2 separate regions of the Homo sapiens genome follow, and region 1 is linked to region 2. A link is a contact called in ENCODE Hi-C or POLR2A ChIA-PET data. All regions are on one chromosome and are shown on one strand. Each heading gives the region's core, a stretch centred on a gene start or an enhancer-like site at or near the end of the contact. The rest is flanking DNA. Distances are from core to core; before and after follow the strand shown.

Region 1 (5,049 bases), core at 519-3,018, 75 kb before region 2:
GTTAATATTCATTTAGTAAGATTTTATCCAGCACTTTATTAATTCATCTTATGAGGTCACCAATAAGAAAGAAGTAAACAGAACTCAGAGAATTTTCCCTTTTCTTTTTAAAATTTAAGCTGAAATCTACTCTCACAAACCAAGAGCCAAGTAGCACCTACCCACCACTAATGTCCATCTGTGAGATTATAGCCGGTAAGGCAAATATACACCCAAATTCCTACCACAATAGCAACTGGAGTGGCCTGTGATTTTAGTCACATCCTCCAACAAACCAAGTCAATACTTCCAAACTACTTTGACTCATTAATTATTCATTTCGCATGTTCCAGACTTTAACAAAACAAACCCATCTGACTAACAATGAAACGTTCCTTATCCCCTTTGGGTTAGTGAGGCAATCTGCGGACTAGCAAACTTGAACCTTTTCAGTCCACAAGGCAAAACTCGCCAAAGTGAAAATTAGCTCTAACTCATTCCACTTGTCTCTTACTAATTTAGAAATCAGAAAATAGGTCATTATACTGGCTTTTAATAACTGCTGTAAACTACAAGAGCAGATAATTTACTGATTAGTCAATACATGAGCCTGATGTGATCAAACACTCCAAACTTAGACATCGGTGAATAAATAAGCTATAAGACATTGCTTTATGTATTTCTATAAATGATGAACCACTAATTCAGTAGCGTGGCTACCATATTTGTTAAAATTATTTTCACAGTCGTGGCAAGCACTTTACATCTGTGCTTACAAAGAAGCTCCAATCCACTACCTTCTGGTTTTTCCTTGGAGTCATAAAAGCAAACATGAGCTACCCCACTTGTTCCCAAGGTTTTTCATCCATGGTAACAAAACGCCATAACTCTGACTTTGTAACCCATAGTACAGGAGGAAAAACTCTTTCCCATATACAGAAGAGAAAACCAGAATAATAAGCAGTTCATCTTCATCATTTTTAGTTGTAAGCTGTTGGTCTAAAAGATTCACTATTTTACTATATTTATATCTTTATATCTTTGTAACAATATTGAATAGACTAAAGGCAACACAGATAACACTTTAGGAACAATTACATTTATTTCCTACATCTCAGATTCACTGGGGAAAATGTATTACCTGACGCTGGAAATTGAGTAACCGAAGTGCTTTTAGTTCCACGGTTGCTTTGGTTCTTAAATCTGGTGGCAAAGAGCCAGGCAGATTTTCCAGTTCTTGTATCCTATGAGCTATGCGGGCCTGAAGTCTAAAGGAAACAATAAAATGGGGAAAAGGGGGCAGGGGAAAAACACATTACAATTTAATCTTAAATGATAAACAATGACATTAGGTTTAAGTCCGGGGCAAAACATATTCCAGATACTGATAGTTGATCTCTAACACCCAACTAGAATTTTTGATGTTAAGCAGAGAAAAGCTACCTTTGCATTAATGCAGACAGGTATATGTTACTTAACAATGTGGCTTCCTCCATAACCTCTATCTAACACTAGGGAAAGAAGGTTCACCCTGCATCTAGTGGGGAAGTCAAATGTCCTTGCTCACTCTTAGCAGAGAGAGAATATAAGAGACAGAACCAATTGACAAGCTTTCTAACTCCCAGCCAGACAGAATGCAGAGCTGAGAGCACAGACTTTTTTCTTCCGAACTTCTAGTTCTGTCCTAAGGCAACCAGACCATTTGTCTTCTTTGCCAAGATGCTGATGACGACAGCCATTAAAGCGCAGTGAGCAAGAACAGTTTTAGGTGCTGATGCCACAGAAATCAGCCAACCCTAAACATTCAGAAAGCGCTCTGCCAGCCACAACCACTTCCTCTGTGAGCAGAGCTTGCTTGAGAAAAGAAAATACAAATGAGGCTGTTTTAAAAAAATCAGGGCCAGCAGTAAATAGTACTCAAAAACCAAGAGTTTCTAGAAAAGGATGTTGAGGATTCTCGTTTTACACACCATCAAAAATATAACTGCATGTACTTCTTCATAATAAAGGCAGAGTAGAAAATAAAAGACCTCTGACTTTAGCCATTCACTTGGGATACTATTACTGTTAGATATATAAACTGCTGGTTTTAGAGTTCACCTGAATCCTATTCTGACAAAATAATTATATGCCATTTAAGACTATTTTTAGAACTACATCCCCTAAATCTGAGGCAAACTGTACTGAACTAGATTTCAACAAAGAAAGAATAATAATAAGTAATAAGTTAAAGTAGGCTAATATTAACAGCACTAAGTGCCTTTAATGTACAATGTTATTTAATTGTCTCTCTCTTACACACACAGACACGCCTCTGTAAGGTAAAAGTTATAATGGTCCCATTTTGCTGATGAGGAAAACTGAAGACACCTGGAGATACCACAGAGCTAGTAAAGAAGGGGGCCAAGATTGGAACCTCAATTTGCCTGATACCAAAACCACTGCAATAAAATGATAGATAATTAAGATACACTTTCCGAGAACCTTCCTGGACCTCAACTATAAAAGCTGAAAATTAAGAATTCTGTTAAAAATTATGCACAGCCATAAAAAAGAACCAAATCATGTCCTTTGCAGCAACATGGATGCAGCTGGAGGCCATTATCCTAAGCAAATTAATGCCGGAACAGAAAACCAAATACCGCATGTTCTCACTTTTAAGTGGCAGCTAAACACTGGGTATTCATGGACATAAAGATGGCAACAATACACACTGGGGACTACTAGACGGGGGAGGGAGGGAGCGCAGGAAGGGATGAAAAACTTTTAGGTACTATGCTCATTAGCTGAATGATGGGATCAACTGCACCCCAAACCTCAGCATCATGCAACATACCCATGTTAAGAAACCTATTCATGAATCCCCTCAATCTAAAATAAAAGTCGAAATTGTCTTAAAAAATGAATATTACAGTTTTTTCCAAACATGATGATGTTGCCAGAGTACAGAGCTGGGAGGACAGACTTTTTTCTTTCTAACTTCTGGTTCTGTCCTAAGGCAACCAGACCATTTGTCTTCCTTGCCAAGATGCTGATGACGACAGCCATCATTTTCATTAACGTGAAAAAGTGAAACCTCCTGGACCTAAATGCTGTAGAAGATCTAATACTTCATATAGCCCAAATATCAAAATGAGTGATTTTTTAAAAAACCTACAGTTGCTTAGTTTGGAAGGGAAATAAAATGTCATCATTTTTAAAAATTTAAAAATGGTGGTAAGGAAAACTATTTTTCAGGGACTTCACTAAAAATAGTATCTAAGACTGATTCTTGTTTTATTTGCTATACGCACGTTATTCGTTCTAATTTATTAAATGATTTGTCATCATAATGTGTTAATATTATCACTGCTACCGTGCTGTCGTTATTGTTTTTTCTTTGTTTGTTTGAGATGGAGTCTCGCTCTGTCGGCCAGGCTGGAGTGCAGTGGCACTATCTCTGCTCACTGCAACCTCCGCCTCCCAGGTTCAAGCGATTCTCCTGCCTCTCAGCCTCCCATGTAGCTGGGGCTATAGGCACGTGCCACCACGCCCAGCTAATTTTTGTATTTTTAGTAGAGACGGGGTTTTGCCATGTTGGCCAGGCTGGTCTCAAACTCCTGACCTCAGGTGATCCGCAGGCATCGGCCTCCCGAAGTGCTGGGATTACAGGCATGAGCCACCATGCCTGGCCCGTGCTATTAACTATGCATACCAACACAAACAATAGCATTTTTAAGTGGTTTAATCATTCAAAAGACTGAAAGTTTTGTATTTCATGCAACAATAATAAACTCATCATTTTACTCTTTTGGCAAAATTGTTCAAATTCTCCCAACTTTCTTCCACATTCCTTGTACTAGTGATACTCGTGAGATTATTACCGTGGTTTTTAATTTTCACTATATGAAACAGACATCTACTTCATTTACTCATTTTCTACAACATCTATGTAGCCCCAAATCTCTGGATACAGCAACAGATGATGCATCTTAACAATTAAGATGTAAAGAAAAAAATCCACTATTGATTTTTTTTGAAATATATAATTTAAAGGGAAAAAATAAAACTGAGACAACTTTACTTTCACAGGTTAAGGCCATACCAAAGGAAAATTAAGTATTATAGTGGCGTGAGCCCATGGCCAATGATTTGGTTATTCCGCATCCTTGGTTCTAGATTCCTTGCAGATCTTTCTTATTTGAATATCCTAGAACTCAAACTATCCCTTGGTATTCTGATTTACTCTCTTTGACAAAGTGGGTCAGATGCCAAATTAGAGGAATTCCTACTTAATCTTCCAAACAACCATGGAACTAGGACTAAATAAGTAATCGTCAGATAACTGGGGTGATAGGGTAGAGATTACATCACATTGAACTGGGAGGTGGGAAGCAGGGAAGTGGAGCGGAAATGAGGAGATGGGGGGTGGGAACCCCGGGGAGATGGGGCACTGTGTGACTTAGGCACTGGAGAGAGAGAGTGGGAGCGAGGGGGGTGCACCTCTCCCTGAAATGACTCCTTCTCCAAGGAGCCCAGTTATTTGTCAGTGAATCTGATTCCCTGGCACAAAAGAATCCCTTTTCTGGAAGGGAGGCAAGAAGTACAAAGCGCAAACTCTAGGAGAAGAGGAAAGGTAGACTCCATAGTAAAATTATATGCATTTGATTCAGCACATGGTGGGGAAGAAGCAAAGGTACAGGAGGGGCTTCTTTAACACAGAAGATTATATCTTTGTTGATGTTGTTGTTGTTAATAGAAATCTTCATTTTAAATAATGTTCCTCTCCAGACAATTTCATCTCCCCATCAGTGAGATTCAGCAGGTAGTCCGATAAAGAGATTCAGGATTCTAAACTTCCCCAAACAACAACAAGATGTAATACTGCATAACTGCAGGGGACTCATTTAGCGTCCTCACGAGTACAGAAAATTGATGCAGAATTAGGTCACACAGGTTTTTCATACAGATTGAACAGTAAATCACGAGGGGTTACTGTTCTGGCAAGAAAAAGAGTTGCATTAAATGCAACAGATACTTGTTCAGGTCCAGAGGAGAAGTTTATGATTCCTGTAGGAGAGTTATCTGAAC
Region 2 (5,532 bases), core at 2,303-4,802:
TCCTTTTTTTTACCTGCTTCACAAAATTGTTATAAGAATTAAATGTGGTAACATATATGAAAGCAATTTGCCGATTACAAAGTTCTCCATAAATGTGTAGTATTGCCACAGCAGCCATTTCTTAGAGACTATCAACTTTTAGGTCACTAATTTCTATGTGGCTTCATGGGCTTTAATTCAATGAGTTTCAGGAAAAAATAGGCCTTGATCAGTGCTGCAGAATGTGCCCCCATAAGAATACCAAATATACTGCCTGCAGAGTATTTTATTTGCTTTAAGGCCAAAGATCTTTTTCTTATTTTAAAAAATACATAAGACTTTCTGTTTATGAAACAATAAGTGGCAATGACAACTCTCAAGACTGAAAGCACTATTGTCTCATTTTAAGAACCACCTTCTTATTAGGAGAGGATGTTGTTGGCAGGAATGAATAATTAGGTAACTGTTTGTGGGCACATTTTCTTCAAGTCCCAAGGGGAACGTACAATTGTAACATCTCCTTGGATTATTTCACAAACATATGGCAAATGAAGCACCTGAGCCAGATGTACAAGCATATTATAGTATGTCTGTTTTAACTTAAAACTGTGAAATACATCAGATGGTGAAGTTATTTTGGTTGTGAACATCCATCATGGAAACAGTATGGAAGCATCTTTTCTTTGTTGTCCATTTTACTTGGACTGGAAATAATCAAGAACAAAACAGTTTGGAAATCCTCATTTGCAGTACAAGATTCCAGGTAAATTCAAGACCTAATGAAGTACATGGTCTGGGTTTAGCTGGGCCTCAGACATCCCCACATAGTTTGTTAATGCCTATCACCAATATTCACTGCTGGCAGGCCTGGAGTCTCAGATTACCCATGATTACTTTCAGTTCTTTTTTTCCCCTTCATCTTGTGTTTTTACTCCTCTGGACATGCATATGTGTTATTTAGTAGGTATTTTTTAAATAATGAGAATATATTTTCTACTGATTCAGTAGGGAGTTTTTGCTGTTTTTATTTTTAACCCTATTTTATTATTACAACATTGGTTGTTTATTTTACTAAACAGTCATCATCTGGTATTGGCTTCTTGGAATCATAGTAATCTAAGCAGAAATGCCCATCCCATTTGCTAGTGGGAACACTGTATTTTAAAATGAATGGTATACTTTTTAATCTGATTTACTCATGTTTCAGAATTAGAAGCTATAGATGCCACAGAACCCGCAAGTGTACAGTAAGAAAATAAGAATACACAGCCATGGGCAACTATATTTTCCCTTCAATGCATATGCGCTAATTCCATTAGCATTAATGAGTTCCCTGCACATGTACTTAAGAGAATGTGGACCAAGTCACAACGTAATCTATTTCTTTATCCAGGTTAAAGAAAGTGGCAGGGCGGCGGGACTTGCATTGTACTCCTGAGCTTTTCCTGAGAATTAGAATTATACAGGGCTGAGAGCATGCAAACAGTATGGTGGCAGTGACACCAGGGAAAAGGCACTTACTTTTTACAGCCAGTATGGCATACAGCAGAGATTTGGGGGTTGAATTACTATGGTTGGCAAATGTTGAAGCTGACAATAGAGGTCCACAGAGTCCTGGATATTCTGGCTTTGTGTTGCATCAAAATAAGGAAACAAAATATTTATGAACTTAATTCTGCCTCTCATTTTCCCGCCCTTGAAATGGCAATTCTCTGCATGATGATATGTATAGATGTGCAGTTCAGATGTGTTCCTAGCCAACACAGCATTGCCTAATGCGGTGCACCTGTGTTTTCTTGGTCACCCTGTTGTCACCAGGGTATGTTAAAGCACTCTCTCCAAAATAATTGAGTAGGAGGCAGGGCAGGGAGTGTCAGGGAAGGGGGCAGGATCTCTCCTCTCCCTTTATTTCTAATGTCTTCTCATTTGGAAAGCCTTGGAAAGTAGATGTAATTTCAAGTGACAATGTCAGGTTTATCCCAGTTCAGAGATGTTGATAAATCCTGGTATGGGACTGTGGTGACCCTGTGTGCCCTCATACGCTACCTGTCTCACAGGGATGTAGCTATATTTATAAAACACACATCTAATATTGCAGAACTGCTGAGGTCAGGGCATCTGAACCACACAGTATCAGGCATACAACCACACAAAACTTTGCATCACACAGAGGCCCCCTTTGTAAAGCTGCTAACCCAAGAACCTCTCTCCCAGATCAGTAAGGCCTCCAGTGTATTAATGACCCTTAACCTGAGCAAGCTCAGCACTCTGATGAGTCTGAGAAATGGACTTGTAGCATTGGGAGAAGCCACAGAAAGCTAAACAAAATGACTAGCAATGAAGGCAGACAACAAAACAAAGACACTGAATTTGTGCCCTTACCTTCATTTTCCCCCTGAAGATTTAAACTTCTGATGGTAAAAGCAATAATATTCTGACCTTAGAGGGCTGAGGTTCTGTGGCCAGTGGTTGTTTAAAGGATCATTCCTCAGCGGCACTGTATCACCAGCCCTAGCAGCGGCGGCGGTGGCGACAACAACCACAAAAACTGGAGTTCAGTCATATTGGCATCAGATTCTGGAAAGGGGAGGGCAGGGAGAGAGGGAGTCTATTGGCCTAAAAAGCTGAAACATCTGCTGGAGTTATTAACAGCTTTTTGGCTGAGTTCAGCAGCAGGGCACCTTGTGGTTGATAGATTCTTCTCTCAGCAATTCAAAACAATGCAGTTAAAGCAAATTCCTCATTTTCAGAGCCCAGCTTAATGAGGCATACAGTATTTTAAAAATAGTCACACTTAAAATGGTCAATAGCAGTGACTGCAATCAGTGGTTACCTTCAACACTCTATTGCGTTGTTAACTTTGCCAGGGTGATTGCATAACACGGATTTTTCAAAAGACCATGTAGCTCACTGTTTACTCACTTTGTAGGAATTTACATTATTTATGAAGTTTATGCAGATCATTCTAGGGTGTAAATATTGGCAAACTTGATCAAAACCACTTAGAGGCCTCATGGCTATCCTTTCCCAAAAGTGTGCATTAAGCCACTGTAGGCTCAGAGGTCCAATTCCTAGGAAAGTTTCCAAGGGGCCAAATTTTGAAGACAAAATGAAAGGAAACATATGAACAGCGTGAGCTGGAAAAAGCACAGAGTTGGAAGTCAGGGTCGAAGGTTCTAGCTCTAGTCCTGATACTAACTGGCTGTGTGAGTCCTTGTGGGAGTCACTCAATCTTTCTGCTTCAATTTCTTTCTGTATAAAATTATGGGGCCAATTAAAGGGAATGTCTCCAGATGTTTCCATCCAGCTCTGCCATCTTGGGAACTATGGAGTTCAAATCCAATTTTAAAGTATTCTCCTTATGATAGCCATGAATTGTAACCACACTGAAGACTGTTCACCAATATCTGACAGTGTGTGTGGTATTTGGGTAGGGGCATCAGAAAAACAAACTGCAAAGTTAAATAGCTCTGTCAGTCACTTCAAGTGAACGCACCATATGCTGCAACAGACGTGGGCAAAGTACAACCAGCCCCAGCTGGATTTGCTAGCCTGTTAGTTTATCTGGCCAGATGACAGTGTCCAGCCCCAAAAAGGGTCATGCGCAGCTTTGCATCCTACTGATCCAGCATGCTAACTTTGGCAGAAGGAAGAGGGTGGCAAGGGAGAGGGAAGGCAGACCAGTGGTGAGTCAACATCTGTGACAGAGCTGAAGCGAGCCTCACTCCTCTTTCATCACTTGCCTAGGACGTGGAAAGAGAGGAGAGAGAGTTTGCCAAGTTATTGTTTCCTCAGGCAAATAAATGATCTGATCCCCAGTTGCAGAGGAAAATCACAGAACGGTGCCCTCCTTTCTGCATTCTGGTCCAAGGATCTCTAAGGACAGAGAAAGAATTCTTCTCTATTAAACATTTTTTTCTGGTTAGTTCTAAGATACAGTTAAATCCTCATAGGGTCTTATGAATGTGATGGTGTTTCTAGTCTCTATCACCAGTTTCTACCATTAAAGCTAAGGGTGCATTGTCCAAGGTCAAATTGATTTGTCTGCTCCTCTACCTCAGTAAGAATCTCAGGTTTTGCTGAAACCTGCTGGGAGCATTGTACAAGTTAAATGAATAAAAACAAATCAAAGCCTTTCCACACTGCCTGAAGGGCTCATATGGTGTGGCCCTTGATTCCTGAATAAACTTAAAGGGAAATCATCACAATATCAAGAGCCCTTGTCCTGCAGATGAAGAAGGAGATTGTCCTCCACTTCCTTGCTGCAGAAGCCGCTTGGTTGGTACCTGGTTTGACTTTTAGATGAAACCCTGTATCTATAGAAGAAAGCCTCAGACCACTCAGCTGGGAGATGCTTCTGATGGCAGCTTGGGCCTTTGTTGTCACTGAAAACAGAACTGATGTCATGACTTGTCCTCCATGAATGCCAGCCAAGGTGTTGTTCTGAGGTTGCTGTTGCCAGCAGAGACTCATCCATTGCTGAGCAATTAAATCCTGAACCCTGTTTAACCAGATCCAAATAGCTTTCAAGAAGCCTCAGTTTTGGTGGCTATCAATCCCAGGGCTGATCACTGGCCTCTCACAGGGGCATCTTCTGTGGACCTGTGGTTCTGTGGCAAAGGTGGTGGTCTATGTGCCTGTCTTATATGGACACTGAAATCTTGTGTAAAGTAAGGGAGCTCCCAGTGTGTCTGCAATGGGAGGAATACTGACCCAGGAAGTTCTGCATGTGCAGAGTATATCTTCCACAAACTCCCAGGTGAAGCTGTACCTAGACTCTCCTTCAGCACAGATACAGATGAGATGGGAAAGTCCCAATTTCTCCTGAAAAGATAGTGACCTGGGTTTCAGAGGAAATGAACCGCCCAGCTCCCAAATCCATTGCTGCTGAACTTGGGATTGCAGATTGGTCTAAAGGCCCACATATCTCATGCAACCTGTTTAGCAGTCTCTTATTGAAGCCTGAGGGCTCAAGCTGCTGCTGAAGATTGTCTGCAGCTCCCACACCATGGGACACGGAGTGAATAGTCACAGCCACAGCCACAACCACACAATGACCTTAAACTGGCCTTTTATCAGTTCTTTTTTTTTTTTTTTTTTTTTTTTTGAGACGGAGTTTCACTATTGTTGCCCAGGCTGGAGTGCAATGGTGTGATCTTGGCTCACCGCAACCTCTGCCTCCCGGGTTCAAGCTATTCTCCTGCCTCAGCCTCCTGAGTAGCAGAGATTACACAGGTATATGCCACCACACCCAGCTAATTTTGTATTTTTAGTAGAGATGGGGTTTCTGCATGTTGGTCAGGCTAGTCTCGAACTGCCAACCTCAGGTGATCCGTCCGCCTCGGCCTCCCAAAGTGCTGGGATTACGGGCATGAGCCACCACGTCTGGCCTTATCAGTCCTTAAAGAGAATACTGAAATAGGTTGATTGGAAAAAATATCAATTTAGTGTTTTACACACACACACACACACATACACACACTTACTCCAACAGATCTGTGTCAAAAGGCAAGTGTAGACATGCCCCTTCATCTGTGTCACCTAGAGCATGGA

What was found. A loop is a pair of places that touch in the nucleus more often than their neighbours do. ChIA-PET counts read pairs that join two places held with the same protein, here RNA polymerase II (POLR2A). Pooled maps may share reads with other maps.
Region 1: a loop to region 2 is called in a pooled map, with 2.6 times the contacts of the local background. The contact joins two enhancer-like sites. A Hi-C loop is called at or near these places in 2 of 168 maps with a recorded cell type or tissue (A673 and heart right ventricle) and 8 of 50 pooled maps. POLR2A ChIA-PET finds 5 or more read pairs at or near these places in 3 of 52 experiments (AG04450, H1 and T-cell).

The regions. Positions count from the first base shown.
Region 1 is chr9:2,050,795-2,055,843 of GRCh38, reverse strand. It overlaps SMARCA2 (SWI/SNF related BAF chromatin remodeling complex subunit ATPase 2), which reads right to left. Exons shown (of 34, transcript NM_003070.5): 6 at 1,121-1,247. Among named protein-coding and RNA genes, the nearest start is that of SMARCA2, 38 kb to the right of the region's middle. Within about 2 kb of position 1,768, at least 13 of the 41 ENCODE cell types and tissues checked have a DNase peak (open chromatin) inside an H3K27ac peak, as active enhancers do.
Region 2 is chr9:1,977,216-1,982,747 of GRCh38, reverse strand. No RefSeq gene overlaps it. Among named protein-coding and RNA genes, the nearest start is that of SMARCA2, 35 kb to the left of the region's middle. Within about 2 kb of position 3,552, at least 4 of the 41 ENCODE cell types and tissues checked have a DNase peak (open chromatin) inside an H3K27ac peak, as active enhancers do.